Linked DNA regions of Mus musculus: region 2 is linked to region 1. A link is a loop called in an ENCODE intact Hi-C map of the cell type or tissue named here. Cell type or tissue: heart. All regions are shown on one strand.

Evidence for each region. Hi-C counts contacts between places; a loop is a spot of excess contacts. Peaks named below come from ENCODE experiments on the same cell type or tissue, not always from the same donor. Only the 100,000 strongest peaks of a DNase experiment are listed, where the experiment ranks them.
Region 2: a loop joins it to region 1, with 2.9 times the contacts of the local background. A loop is called at or near these places in 1 of 42 quality-filtered maps.

What each region holds. Positions count from the first base shown.
Region 1 is chr8:69,084,720-69,092,719 of GRCm38, forward strand. It overlaps Slc18a1 (solute carrier family 18 (vesicular monoamine), member 1), which reads right to left and starts at 4,503. Exons shown (of 17, transcript NM_153054.2): 1 at 4,262-4,503. Atp6v1b2 (ATPase, H+ transporting, lysosomal V1 subunit B2) reads left to right here and starts at 4,017. Exons shown (of 14, transcript NM_007509.3): 1 at 4,017-4,209. The coding sequence starts at 4,074. In heart, no CTCF peak of the experiment used is centred here; a DNase peak (open chromatin) is centred at 3,972; H3K4me3 peaks cover 1,933 bases; H3K27ac peaks cover 1,297 bases.
Region 2 is chr8:68,834,385-68,842,384 of GRCm38, forward strand. No RefSeq gene overlaps it. Among named protein-coding and RNA genes, the nearest start is that of Gm51577, 16 kb to the right of the region's middle. In heart, CTCF peaks have their summits at 3,408 (motif pointing right) and 7,204; a DNase peak (open chromatin) is centred at 3,507.

The sequences.
Region 1 (8,000 bases):
TGTGGTTCGAAGTGCTGGAAATAGAACTTAGGTTTTTGGTTTGTTTTTTGTTTGGTTGGTTTTTTGTTTTGTTTTGTTTTATTTTGTTTTGTTTTGTTTTTATCTGCTAAGCAAGGGATCTACCACTAAGCCCTAGACCCTCTTCTCCAAATACTAACTGAAACAAGTATTTCCCCTCTTTGGGCCTTGTTCAACAATAGGGACTTTAAAAAAAAAAAAAGGTATGCAACCTAGCATTTCATTTTACAGTGTTTTACGTGCTATCTCTGTAGGATCGTACATGTTTTTCTTGTCTCCATTATTTAGCCTTGTGTTCCTTATACATATTGTACTGAAATAATGCTATTTTTGCTTTAGAGATATGGCATGGGCACACAGACATAAGACTGGTTAATGGTGAGCCTGGCATAATGTATTTATGTTCCATCTAGCCTGGTATAATGTATTTATGGCTCAGAGCAATAATGAATGTGTCCTTCAGTTCTCTGGAGTTTCTCCAGTGAACACACTATTTTGAGTTCATTACCATTTGCTTTCAGAAGGCATCATTTGAATGCTTTTGATTCTCTGACTGCATTGCAAGTAAGCTAAGGGGGAAAAAAAAACTTTCATAGTTCTGAGATTCAGACTTAGAGACAATGCAGATCATGACCATGATGGAAAGGCAGAGATGATCCAAATTAGAATGTCTCTGGAGCTTTGCCTGAAAACCCCAGATGCTGTAATAACAGCTTATTGCTATCAGAGAAGGGCGTTTTAGCAGATTCTAGGTGAGAGCCTGGGCTTGTACTCTCTCTTTGGATCAGATGCACTCACTCATCTTAGAACTAATTTGATGTTCCAAAATTCCTCGTTGATAATTTGTATCTGGGGTCTTTGTAGATTGATCTGAATTTATACAGAAGAGCTAGGCAAAACATGTGTGCATGGAAGTTATGGAGTCAACAGGCATTGCTTACAGTCTAAGAAGCTCAAAGCACAGGGAAATCACTTTACTTTCTGAGACTTCTGTTTCACCAACTGCAAATTGGAGAGAAATATCTTGTATTTCTCCTTTCTAAAAATCTAACAATTATAAATTAGTCCTCTAAAAAGGACACTCACATAAGGAAACTCAGTATTTTACACCTGAGTGGTATTTTCCATTCAATAAAGAAAGATTCACATTCTATGGGGAAACTTTAGTCACTGGCATGAGCTCTTCCTGCCTTCCCTTCCTTAATTTTTCTTCCTCAATAAATATTTGCAATGAAATACAATTTCACATTTGTACCAGAGTTTCTGGTGCTACTAGCCTTTTTCTTCATTTTAAATCCTTAAGAAGAGCAGGCCTAGAGGACCATGCTCATAATACCAGCTTTGGGCATTGGAGACAGGTGGATCAAGAGTTCAAGGCCAAGCTCCCTCTATAGCTCCAGAGGAAAGTTGAGGCAAGCTGGGTCTACAAAAAAGTGTTTCAAAAAAACTAACTAACTACATTCTTAAAAGCTATATTACATAAACTATTTCCCGTTCACAGATGGCAAGTGAGAGACAGAAGGAACTAATGGCTGTCCCAAGGTCACATTGTGTACTCAAACAGACACTGAAGCCAGGCTTGCTGACTCCAAGTTTCCTGCTCAGGCCACATTCTCTATGCCTGGGCCAGCTACCCTCGCAGTCCTGAGGTGTAAAGGAAGTAAAAGAAGTCACCTGTGCAGATGGTCCTATACCCAGGCACATACAAGCAGCACAAAGTTGACTCGGTAGACTTAAAAAGGACATGAACTTGGGAGGCATAGAATGGCAGGAGATGGAGTAAGAATTGGAGGAAAGAGAATTGGGGAGTAGATTTGATCAAAATGTATTATACACATGCAAAAAAATTCCAAACCATAAAAAGTTTAAAAGAACTACATGACTGGGCTGGAGAGATGGCTCAGTGGGTAAGAGCACTGACTGCTCTTCCGAAGGTCTTGAGTTCAAATCCCAGCAACCACATGGTGGCTCACAACAACCCGTAATGAGATCTGACGCCCTCTTCTGGTGCACCTGAAGTCAGCTACAGTGTACTTGTGTTTAATAATAAATAAATCTAAAAAAAAAAAAAAAAAAAAAAAGGCACTGACTGCTCTTTCAAAGGTTCCCAGCAACCACATGGTGGATGGTGGCTCACATCCATCTGTAATGGGATCTGATGCCCTCTTCTGATATGTCTGAAGACAGTGACCGTATGCTCATATAATTAAAATAAATAAATAAATCTTTAGAGGATTCACTTTTTAAAAAAGAACTATATAGAACTCTCTGTTTACATTCAATTACCTCTTTTAATACTTCCAGCAATTTTATCGAGGATTGAAGGATTGTTACATAGGGACCTGAGATGCACTCAAAGTAGACTTAGGTAACCTGGCTACATTTACTTCATTTGTAACATCAGCTGACTGACTTTTAGTTGAAATGCTTGGGAGCAGGAATGCTTTAGATCTCAAATTTCTTATTTTGCCTTTTTTTAAAAAGATTTTTAAAAGATTTATTTATTTTATGTATATGAGTACACTGTAGCTGTCTTCAGACACACCAGAAGAGTGCATCTGACCCCATTAGACTGGCTTTCAGTAAGGTTTATAACTTATCATCAGTGAGCCACCATGTGGTTGCTGGGAACTGAACTCAGGACCTCTGGAAGAGCAGTCAGTGCTCTTAACCACTGAGCCATTTCTCCAGCCTCTCAAATTTCTTTTTTTTTTAATTGTGAAATATTTACATAATATGTCTTGTATATAGGCTGTAAGTCTATAGATAAAACTCATTTATATTCCATACATACCTCACATATATAGCCCAAAGGGAATTTTATAACAACATAGTAATTGGGCTGGAGAGGTGGCTCAGCGGTTAAGAGCACTGGCTGATCTTCCTGAGTTCAAATCCCAGAACCCACATGTGGCTCACAACCATCATGATGGGATCCGAAGTCCTCTTCTGGTGTGTCTAAAGACAGTAACAGTGTGCTCACATACATACAAATAAATAAATCTTTAAAAACAAAACAACAACATAGTAATTTTGTGAATGAGGCAAAGATCCATGCTTCCCAAACTGATAAGTTATAAACCTTACCGAAGGCCAGTCTAGACATCCTCTTGTGTATTTATCAACAAATCTATGGGGAACTAACACAAAGAAGTTTTTCAGTATGTTGCTCCGTCATAGCAAAGTTCTTGTTTTCCTCTTCTGTTCTTATATTGTAAAGAGAACAACAATCAATTTACTGTGTTGTTCGTTTCTCACAGGCTGGTTTTTCTTTTTGTTTTTTTTGTTTTGAAACATAGTTTCACTATGTAGCTCTGGCTGCCCTGGAACTCAGACCTTCCTGCCTCTGCCTCCTGAGTGCTGCGTTTAAAGGCTTGCGCCATCACACCAAGCCAACCGCTAGCTAATTTTATCACAGCCAAAGAAAAGAAACTAGAACCCTTTGTGCGTTCTAACCTCTTAACTGGTTTTCCAATCTGTTCCTAAGGTGGTCTTCCACACCATATACTCTTCGGATATGCAAGAAAGCCAAGTCTGTTCGAAAAGATCCACGAAAAAAAAAGAACTTGGTAGTAGGATAAACTGAAATAAATTTCGACACAAAGTTACCAATCATGGGACTAGGTTTTCTATCTTCTGCTTTCCAAGGTGTTTTCCACAGCTTGATTATGAACCTCAGTTGTCTGTATTTTCTTATGCACGTTTTCCTATCTCTTCCTTCCCTACATTCCAATGAATCTTTCTTTTTCTCGTGAATCCTCTCTCTTGTGTCAATTTTGCCCTCTGGCCCCTTTCGCTTCTCTTTTCCCGCTCCCAGCCTCAGATCCGCGCTCCCAGCACTCTGGTCAGCTCCCTATGCGCCTAGCATGCGCGCGCACCCTGCACCGCCCCCGCAGAGCTCCAGTCACGAGTCTGGGGGCGGGGCGCCGCCGAGAGGGCGGGGCCTCTGCCGCAGCTTCGAAGCGCGCATGGGTGGGGCCGGCCGCACGGGCCTCCCTGCTATATGTGCGCCTGCGCCGCGCTGCTGCGGGGCCAGTCGGGACGGAGGAGACAAGATGGCGTTGCGAGCGATGCGGGGAATCGTGAACGGGGCCGCACCCGAACTGCCCGTGCCCACCGGTGGGCCGATGGCCGGAGCTCGGGAGCAGGCGCTGGCGGTGAGCCGGAACTACCTATCCCAGCCTCGTCTCAGTGAGTACGGGAAAGTGAGCGTGTCCACCAAGCCCTTGGCTTGTGCTCTCACCTGTTCAGCCAGCGGGGAGGGAATGGGATTCATTTCCCCCATCGCTCAGTTCACAAGCACCTCTCCAGCTTTGCGTGAGCTTTTCCGTGACTTCGGTGGGCCGAGCGTGAGAGCACCGACTGGAACCTTCCCATGGGCTAAGTGGGCTCCTGATGATTGCCCTACCCGCTCCGAGTTCTCTGGGTATTGTCAGACACTGGTCTGTCTCTGAGGGCCACTTCTTGTCACTGTCTTCATCTGCTCCTGGCCTCATTTAAATGTCTTCGGGTCGAGGGAACGCCTACTCCGTCCCCCTTTGCCCCGTGGACCTCTGGGCAGGTGGACCGTGCAGAAGGTGTAATGTCATCGCTGATGTGGGCAGGCCCCGCGGCTAGAGGGAGATGTGGCTTATTCTGTAGGGAACCGCTTCACTGGAGGACACCTAGATACCGGAGAACCTTAGAGCTGAAAAATACCCTAGTCGTGCAGTCCCACCCTCTCGTTTTACAGGCGAGACGCCTAAGGTTCTGGAAAGGAGAAGCCATGCCTGGCTTCAGACATCTAATTATTGGGAAAAGAGGAACCAAAAATCGAGTTTCTTAATCCTTTGCTTGGTCTTCTGTTGTTTATTCGTTTACTGACCAGCTAACCAAACGCAGTTAAATGGAAGGTTGCTTTCCACTGTTATGTTCATAGGCTTAAGTGTAGTGATCATAAAAGACCTCAATAAGCCATGTTTAGACAAGCCAGTCATTCCCAAATGGCTCTTGTTGGCTGAAGCTTTCGGTTGTATAGAATCAAACCTCTTCACGGCTCCCTTAAAGCCAGGCAGAGAGCTTTGAAAGAAGACTTTTTTTTTTCCTCTTTTTTAAGTATCTGTTGTTTTCCTGAAAATAAGGTTCCATTTGCACAGGTTAATTGGCAGCTTGGCTCTGTGGGTGGCTCATTGGTTAAAAGCGTTTCAGCTGAAGGGTTTTAGCTAGGCGCCCTCCAGCCTGACTAATCCTGTCCTGAGCTGTCAGTGGGTCATGTGATAACACTGCAGCGAGGGGAAGGGAAAAAAAAAACACACACACACACACATTGGAGAGTGGATTGCTGAGGTGTGCCTTTTAAGCATTTTTTTAGAATAATTGTTAAAATTAGAGAATGCCTGTTAGGGGTTCATGTGAGCCCAAGGAAACGTCGGGAAAACTGACAGATTTATACCTGAGAATTACAGAATCTCTAGAATTGCATTTGATATGTATGCTTTGCTCTGAGCAGAGCACATAGACACTGGTGTGGCTTCTAAGGGAAAAATGTTACAAGGTTATAGTAGTCTCTTTCCATATAACAAGTCATTCAGAGCCAATTCAGGGAGTGTCGACTACTCCATGGCGAAGGTCTTAAGCCCTTCAGGGATGAGTAGTGTTTCTCCACCATATCCATGTGCTTGGCCAATATTTGAAGAGTTTGTTCATAGGAGGATTCTGCTGACTAAGCTGTCTCTAAAAGTTGCATCTTTGTATCCCCAAGTTCACAGTGTCTGACTTAGGAAGTGCTCTGTAAATCCTATAACTTGGAATTCAATTTGTCCTAATAGTTAAGCGTGTATTTTTTTTTTAATATGGATAGGGTTTTTAAAAGGGAGTTGGTATACTGCATTTAAATATCATCTTTTACTATTTTTGCCACATTTTTAGTCAAATTTAAATATTAACTCAATTTTTTATTATTAAAGTTTGATGATACTATCAAAATAATTATAATTAATTGATACACACTCTTTGGAGTAATTTTGGCAGTTGCCCTGTGAAAATCAGATCCTGTTTTAAAACAACTTCAGGATTATTAAAAATTCTAGATATTATATGTACATAATATAAGAAATTACTCAGGCTGTTAAAAAGAAACGGAAAGTAAAATATTCAGGCTGGAAATTAGTAACTAATCTGGAGCACATCATTTGACTTTCTGACATCACAAGGTAAAAAAAAAACTTTGCCCTTTTAAACGTTAAGGAAGATCAACAATATCTTCAAAGCTATTAGAGCAAAATACTATGAGCTTGGTTGGGTTCACTTTTCTTGACCCAGCCAAGCTAACCTTAAGTTTCTTATGTCACAAAGCAGATCCCTAGCAAAAACCACAAGTGACTTTCCTTGCTTTACTTCTAGAGCATGTTCAGGTTAGTTCTCTGGTCTTGCACAATTGAAGGAATGGCTTTCTTAGCATTTGTTTTGCTATGAAGGTGGTGCCTAAAGAGCTAGGGTTTATTGTGCAATGGTTTTTGCTTTAACAATGTCGCAATCCTTAATGGTGTTAGTGTTGAACAACCTCTTTCCCTGCAGAAGGAAGAACTAATCATCTGATAGATTATGTGTGCTCACAGACTCCATCCCCCCCTACATATACATATACATACACATACACATATATGTGTATGTGTATGTATTTGTATATGTACATATATCTATGTGCGTGTATGTGTGTGTGTGTATATATATATATATACACATACATCTATATGAATGAATATGATTTGAGACAGGTTTCTCTGTGTAGCTCTGGCTGTCTTGCAGCTCACTCTGTAGACCATGCTGGCCTCAATCTGCCTGCCTGTGCCTTCCAAGCGCTGGGTACAAAGGTGTGCACCACCACTGCCTAGTGCTCTTTAAAATCTCCGTAATTCCTGGGGTTTTGTTTTTGGGTGTTTTTGTTTTTTTTTTTTATTATTGAGCAAGTTGTTTTTTGTTTTGTTTTGTGTATTTGAGAACGGCTATATAGCCCTGGCAGGCCTGGAACTCACAGAGCCCTGCCTGCCTCTGCCTCTGCCTCCAGAGTGCTGGGTTTAAAGTCATTACTCTCATGCCCAGCTTGTTTGTTTTACTCAGTATCCCTGGCAGGATTGGAACTTGCTATGCAGTATTGTAGCTATCCTGTTTTTCAGCTTCTAAGTAAATCATGGTTTCTAAGTGCTACTCCATAAATTGTTTGTGTAATGTAAGCAAGTGTCTGCCGTTGCCATAAGGGTAATAATTTGTCAGTGGCTTTGCTGTTTGATGGATGTTTTTGGATGCCATACTCTGAACTGGTATCTCTTTCTAACTACCTGTGGTTATCTTAAGGAAGGATAAACAGATAGAGTTGAGAGTTAAAAGGTGGTGTGTGATGTTTTCCCTGCTAGGTTTTCATTTTGAGAACTTTCATTGACATGGAAAGGGCTGACCTTCTTATTCACAGTCTTTTGCATTAATTTCTAGTACAAATGCTAGGAACTGTGTGATCTAGGTATTTTAAGTTACACTGTTACCAGTTAGAAGTGTTTCAGGACCATATAGTAGCAACTATGTAATTAAAGGAAAGAGCACAAAACTTTAGTGAGACAAACAGAAGGTCCTCCATTAGTAACATTTCTCACACCTTTGGTGTGTGAAAGTTAGTAGTAAGAAGATCCTCACAGTATTTTGGAAACATAAAATCAAATAATCTGAAAATGCGCAGGAAAAATGTGCCTCATTCTCCTAAAAGGGTTGGTAGTATTTTCACTTAGTTCAGATATGAGATCCATTAGCTTGGTCCCAGTGTGTCTGTTTAAATTAAACTGATGATCTCTCATCTGTACCATACTAGGTCCCCTGTGTTCTTCAGATTGCCAGTGAGGGAAAACTGCATCCTCTCTGCCAGATAGTCCCTGCTGATTGATCAGTAACTGCAGTGGGTCAGCAGCCGCCCAGACTGAGTTTGGGCTACTATTTTTTAACAGCTGTAAGTGCTG
Region 2 (8,000 bases), 250 kb before region 1:
TACAGCATATGTCCATGACACAGTAGATTTTCAAATTTAACCCAAGTTAAACCCAACTCAATGTTCAGGTCACAAAGTGGCTCCTCTGAGACCCATGTCCTATCAGTTATCTCCAAAGCTAGCCACAGTGCTCATTGCTAACATAGAGAATGGATCCAACTGATCTCTTGGTCTGCACTTTGTCCTGTAGCACCATTCATACTATATATTTGAAAGTGTTTCTTATACAAAGGAACTGTATATTATATATAAATCTGGCTTCTGGGGCCATCGTTTCAGCATTTGTTCAACTCTGCCATTAGAGTGCAAAGGTGCCTCAGACAATATGTAAATTCTCACGTACATTATTCTTCTTTGTTTAACTGCAAGAAGATTTATTCTCATCTCAAGATTCATAGGTCTCTATACTCAGAGTTTGCTCATTTCCTACATGGTACAGTATAGTTCATTTCAAACAAAAAGAAGCAATTACCTTTAGGCATTTGGTCTATTCTGCTTTAAAACTCTATTTCTATTCATCATTTTTTGAGGGCTACTGAGCTTTACCAAAGAAATCATCCCCGGGGAGCTTTTCTGGGAAGAATATTTCTCAGTCCTTGTTAAAAATAGCAAGACAGGTTTTGTTCAAGACTATTGCGGTATCGGAGAGACTGAATTCAAGTGGAGAGCTGTAACCAGTGCACAGATGAGGAAGCTATGAATTAAGAGGTTCATTGGGCTGGGCCTGAGGGTCTGAGGTAGAGTAGAGGAAACTGCATATTAACCATGGTGAGGGAGTTTAACTAGAGACAAGGGGGTGGTGGATAGATCTTAAAAACTGGTTTAGTGCCAGGCATGGTGGTGTACACCTTTAATCCCAGCACTTGGGAGGCAGAGGCAGGCGGATTTCTGAGTTCGAGGCCAGCCTGGTCTACAGAGTGAGTTCCAGGACTGCCGAGGATACACAGAGAAACCCTGTCTGAAAAAAAAAACAAAAACAAAACAAAAAACAAACAAACAAAAAAAACTGGTTTAATGAAATTAACTCATTTAATGAAGCTGAACTCAGCAGACTAAGTCAGAGGCCTAATGGAGACATCAGGGCCCAAGGGACACTAACTAAAGTGTGGCCAAGAAATTAACACAACTGGTTTTTGCCAGTGAGCATGATTACTGAGTCACACATTGTTCTTGACCCATGTGTTATGTCACTGTGGCAGAAAGTCTGGCAGGAGCAACCTAAGGAAAGAAAGATTGACTGTGGCACATGAGTTCAGAGGACCCAGTGTGTCTTGAGGAAGGAATAGAGGACAGGCCACTCAGGCCAGACTAGGAAGGAGAGAGGGAGGGAGCAGGCAGCCAGGGATAACACATACCTGAAGTCTTTATCAGAAACTAGGTGGCTGTAACTGTGTAGTTGTTTCAGGGGTCTTGAGTCAACTCCATTTGTCTATGGGTCCGTTTTGGTGCCAGTACTGTACTGTTTATGCTGCTTCGGCTCCATGATAAACCTGAGAGCAGGTTTGTAGTGCCTGTAACTCTCCTCCCTCTGTAAGGATGCTCTGGGATTCAGAACTTCCATGCTTCCCTGTGAGTTATAGGATGATTTCCCTAGGTCTGAGAAGAATGTTGTTAGAATTTTAATGGTGATTGCATTGACTGCTTTCAGTAATATAGCCATTTCCACAACATTGAATATCTTTGTCCATGAGCCTGGAATGCCATTCTCCATCTCCTGAAGTCTTCAGTTTCTTCAGTGTTATGAAGTTTTCATCATAGAGGGTTGTTCCTACGTACTCTATTATTTCCTTGAAGCTTCTAAAAAAGGGAATTTTCCCCTGATTGTTTTTATCTCAGAGTTCATTATTGCTGTACAGAAAAGTTACTTGGTGGTTTTTATGTATTGATTTTGTGTTCTACTGGTTTGAAGATGAGAGCATTTATGAGAGTTAAGAATCTTCTGACAGAAGAGTATTTAAACTTTTAACCATGGAGTCATGTCATCTGCAAAGAAGGATAATTTGATTTCTTTCCTTCCTATTTTTAATCTTTTTTTCCTTCCTTTTATTCTAGGGGAGGCTTTGAGCATTATGTTGAATAAGAGCAGAGAGGGTGAGAGCCATTGCATTGTTCTAGATTTTAGAAGAAAAGCTCTCAGGGTTTTTTGTTTTTTTTTTTTGTCAGCTATAGATGTTATGCTTTGTCTTAGTTAGGGTTTTACTGCTGTGAACAGACACCATGACCAATGAAACTCTTATAAATGACAACATTTAATTGGGGCTGGCTTACAGGTTCACAGGTTCAGTCCATTATCATCAAGGTGGGAGTATGGTAGCGTCCAAGGCAGGCATGATGCAGGCAGAGCTGAGAGTTCTTCATCTTCATCTGAAAGCTGCTATCAAAATACAAGCTTCCAGGCAGCTAGGATGGGGTTTTAAAGCCCACACCCACAGTGACACACCTACTCCAACGGGGCCATACCTCCTACTAGTGCCACTCCCTGGGCGGAGCATATACAAACCATCACATGCTGTATAGATCCTTTATTGTGCTGAGTTATGGGCACACTGTTGCTAGTTTCCTGAGGACTTTCTCATGAAGGGAGATTGAATTTGTTGTACGCCTTTTCTGCTTTGGTCTGGATGACAGTGTGGTTGCTGTAGAAGATGTGGTAGAGACACACAATGGAATTTTATGCAACTCTAAAGAAAAAGGATATCATGACCTTTGCAGGAAAAGGGAGACAAACAGCATCTGTTCTTTCCTACGCAGAACCTAAGTGTAGAAGTCTATCTTATGTGTGCATGCATGTAACCATCTATGTGTGTTTGAGGAGGGTGGGAAGTGATAGACATGTAAAACAAACTCGGCTGAGACCAACGGGGAGAAGAAAGGAGCCTGGCTCTGGGGATGGGTGGTGAGGGGGACATCAGGAGAGAGGAGTGACGAAACACACATTCACAAAGAGGCCGTCTTGAAACCCATTGCTTGGAGTGCGGATATAAACAGTAATTTTTAAAAAAGATTACATTGGAACATTCCAAACTTCCTTTAAAATCCTGATCTAGGAGGGACAGCTGCCTGCCACATGTCAGAGTGATGAGTTTGTCTCTGGGGACCTTGAGTAGCCAAGAGAAAAGACATTTTATTCATCCTGAGGAGTTCTGTAGTGAAAAGCCCTACCAGTGATTGATCGAAAGCAGGGTAAGCCCTTTCCAAATGGCACACAAAAACGATTTACTGATGGAAACAAGAGTTGTGGGGAAGAGGAGAAGCGCAGACTGCTGTTACTATGCATCACTGGCTCTTCTCTGGTTTTAAACACACTAATGTTTTAGTTTTAAATTTAAGTGAAAATTATTTTTTAAAAACTCGTTACTTGCTTTTTGAAGGAAAACTTCAGCAAGTTCCATGATCAATTGTCAGCAGGTGGCGCTCTCCTTTTCTCAGCAGGAACAGCCTGCCTCTTCTCGGCCACTAGGGGTCCATGTATAGTGTTTTTTTCTTCTAAGGAACCAGAAACTCACCAATGGGAGGAGAGGCCCTAGGTCCTGTGAAGGTTCTATGCCCCAGGATAGGGGGATGCCAGTGGGTGGGGTTAGAGAGCAGGGGGAGGGGAGAGGGAGGGATAGGGGATTTTCAGAGGGAAAACTAGGAAAGGGGATAACATTTGAAATGTAAATAAAGAAAATATCTAATAAAAAAAATCACAAACAAAACGAAAACAAAAAACCAGAAGCTCAAGTGGATTGATCTTTAGCGAAAAAAATTGTTTGTTTGTGGAGAGTATAACCACAAGTAGTTCCACACTGACCACACTAAGCTGAAATCATCAAATTCTCTGATATGGTCCATTTCTCTTGGAAGTTTGTTTTGAAAAGCAGATGTGAATTCATTAAGCTCTTCTCTTTCCCAGCAATCCCTGCCTGCAGGGCGGAGCAGCGCGTTGCTGCAGAGCCCACTCATTCCTTTACTGACTTCTGAGAGTTTGTGTAAGGCACAACACTTTGAAAACACAAAGATACCGGTTAAGTGGACAGAGTAAACACTGATTCTAAAGAGGAGACAAGATCTAAGGAGGTTTGTCTCTGACCCCATTTACACTCGTTTTACATGATGGGACCACCTACATGTGTGTTACTTGCATGTGTGTGCACATAGTATTTGTGTGTATGTGCACAGGCATGTGGAAGCCTAAGATTGATATTAGGTGTTTTCCTCAATCTAACTCCATCCTATTTTTATTGTTGAGACAACCGTCTCTCATGAACCTAGAGCTTGCTGATTTGACTGCACTGGCTGGACCGCACGCCCTGGGGATCGCCTTGTCTCTGTCTTTTGTGCACTGGGGTCGCAGGCACACCTGGTTTTTTTGGTGGGCACTGGGGATCAACCTCAGGTATCAACTGAACCATCTCCTCAGCCCTTTCTTTCTTTGAGTATGGATCTTGCAGCAATGCAAGGGATGCGTTTGTGCACATCCTAAAAGCTATTCACCCACAGTGGTGTTCTCTCTCTCTCTCTCTCTCTCTCTCTCTCTCTCTCTCTCTCTCTCTCTCTCTCTCTCTCTTTCCCTGCCACCCTCAAGTACTCTTCCAGCCTTAGCATCTCTGTGTTTCAGTAGCCCACCAACATATCTTCCCACCTACCCCTGACAACTTCCCATTACCTCCCATGCACCAACTCATGTCACTGTCTTTCTCTCACCTACTCCTGACTCCAATTAGCAAACTCTTTTCTCCATATGGTCTATCTCTGCTGGAACTCCTCTGCTGACTTTTTCTACAGTGCATTTCTTTCTCTATGTGAGCTGTGTCTTAGTTGTGTTCTATGGATGAGGAACTGGGTGATGATTCCTGTATGCCTTTCTGTTGATGAACCCTCGAAACTAGAGTATGCACTCACTCTCTTTATCATCATTTGGCACTTTCTGGGGACTTAGTGGCAACATTTCACCTCCCACAGAGAGAATATACAGCAGAATACTGAAAAGAGCAAAGAGCTAGATGAGCGAACGTCAAGACAGTGTGCACACCAGTCACTTGATGAGTAGAGAAAGCAAAAGAAACTGAAGCTGATCTTCTATTTTCTGATTTTAAGCAATTTGGCATTACTTGGTGACAGAAGTCTGTCTTGTTCTCATTTTAAGTAAGATGTGTAAATAATGAGGCCCTGCTGAAAGGTACCATCTGGGATTTGAATATGAAAGAGTAGAGACTTGTAAGACAAGGATCACCTGCTGTTCACATAGCTCCAGAAAACTTCACTTCAAGCTCAGTTTTTATCTGTAAAAGAGATACCATAGTAGCCATATTGGGCGCTCCAGGGCTAAATGGGCTTCCTTGGCTGTCTGTCAGGTAACTGCTCTTATAGTTCTGCTAAGCAGGCTCTCAATGAAGAGTGCCAGGAAAGAAAGGGGCACTGATAAGCCACTTCTCAGTGATTGACAGGTTACGATAGGTAAATTTAAGGGCATTGTTTGTACCAATGGCAGAACATCCGAGGGATCCATAACATGAGAGATTAATAGCTTCTTAAACCTTTACCCTGCCATTGACTGGAATCTGCATCCCAAGGGGATTCGTCCATACGATCGATCGTTTGGAATTACACCCTTTCTCCTGTTGTGCTTGGTGGGATGATTAAGTCATTCCCTCGGCAAAGATGTATTTATTCATGCTAAGAAACAAAACAAAATATGTGGTGGACTGGTGTGGGGGCTCAGAAGCTAAAAGTGCTTTCTGCACATGCCTGATAGCTTGATTCTGATCCCTGGAACCCATGGTGAAAGGACAGAAACAACTCCTGCTGGTTGTGCTGACTTTAAGACATGTACTATTGTACATAGGTGTTCTCGTTCTCTCTCTCTCTCTCTCTCTCTCTCACACACACACACACACACACATACACACACACACACACACACACACACTTTGCTCATTTCTATTCTTGATTCATGAAGCAGGGAGGGGCTTACAAACCGATATAGAGTCTTAAAAACTGGAACTGGAACTGGGGATAGGGTCCAGCACTGAGATCTAGCATGGCACCCTATGCCAGGCAGGCCCATCCAGCAAGTGCTTACTCTTTCTTGTTTTTCACTCAACAAAATGAAATATTTTGGGTAAAACTTGACTTGGTAATACCAATGTTGTGTATTACAGGATTAAAGTTCAGTTGTCGTATAATCATTCTTTCAACACACTCACTAAGCATCTACTATGAGTGTGTCTGGAGTCAGACAGAACCTTATAATCTGGGGAGGGGAGATAAATCAATTGATCAGTTGATTAATCAATAAGCAAACCAATGAGGAAAACACAGATACTGTGAGTAAATTCAGATTCCTAAGGAATGGAAGCTATTTTATTTATGTACGTATTTAAGAACATAATTCAGAGCCAGGCATGGTGGCGCACGCCTTTAATCCCAACATTCAGGAGGCAGAGGCAGGCAGATTTCTGAGTTTGAGGCCAGCCTGGTCTACAAAGTGAGCTCCAGGACAGCCAGGGCTATACAGAGAAACCCTGTCTCGAAAAAACAAAAATAAAAAAATAAATAAAATAAAAAAAGAACATACAGCAGCTGAGATTTTAGTAGGAAGAGAATGATAACCTTACTTAAGTTGGAGGAAAGTACAGTCCGGGCAAACTGACTTAGTGGTACAAATGCTCTCATGCCCAGCGAAACCTACAGCTTCTGACAAGACCTCTGAGCCTTGAGAAAGATGACAAGATGCAGGAGAAAACGGCAGGGGGCAGGCAGAAGTGAGGCTTATTCCAGGAGCCTGTGTGCGTTACACTGATGCTGGTAGCTTTGAAACGAGTTACATGTCTAGGCAAAACTGAATATGTCACAAATGTTCCCCAGCAATGTAAGAAGCATTCAAGTTCAGAGATGTTAAAACGTAAAAAGCTATGGTAGGGTTTGACTTAAGAAGTTGCCCTGCTTAGATGCTAAGGTAAATGTAGACTGGGATCAGGGATCAGTTCTCCTCTCTTCCATCTTTTGTGTCTGTCCCATTCTTATTTTTCCTTGTTGTGAATTTAGGCTCTTTCTAAATTGCTTATTCAACACAGAGAGGATATGCGTACATATATACCCAAGCCAGGAAAAGTAAGAATACTTCTAAAACCAACCTGAGAAATCCCAAGCATGAAAACGTCAGGTTGTCTTAGCCTTTTCCAGATAACTTCGTAGCGGATTCCCTACCAGCACTGAGCTATGGGTGCTTTTGTTTTGCCGATGGATGGCAGCACTGACACTACTGGCTTGGTCTAAGCGCCTCCTGCTCAGGGGGTTAGAATGAACTGAGAGGCTCCAAGTGGCCTTTGTGGGTTTGTTTGGGATGTAGGCTCAAGCTGTGGGTAGAATTCAGAAATCTGCTGAGATTTAACACTGTTCTGCCTGCAGGGCAGCAGCGCTGGGAGGGCCAGAAAGAGGCTGCAGGGAGCTGTGAGATTTCAGCTGTTACTCCCACTCTGCTGGGCAGTACCAGGCCCACGGAGACACTGTTTCCTCCCGAAGCCTCATGTCTGACACTCGCAGATTGCTGTTTATTTGCAATCACTACCCTTTATCGCAAATACTCATTCATGCTACCTTGACTTTCTTTTGCTTTCACAGCTTTCTAGAATTCCCTGTGTAAACTCAGATTCATTTTGTAGCACTTGCCTTTCACATCAGAGGGCTTATTATATCTTTCTGCCCTCTGCCACAGAGCCTACTCTATCCCACTTTGGATACTCTCAGACGAAGGTTCAAGAACAGTCTTGGTATTTCTCAAGGTTCTCTAGGGGATGGAACCCCCGGGAAGAATGTATATTAAAAGAGAATATATTAGATTAGCTCATACAATACGGCCAGAGTATGGTAGGTGCTCAGTCCATGGTGCTGCATGCCTGAGCAGTCCTATTTGCCATCAAAGGGCTGGAAGGTTCCTTTACCACATTGGGAGGCTGAAGAAGGTGGGTTCTGATGTCATTGTAGGATGACAATGACAGCAACAGGGTAGATAAAAC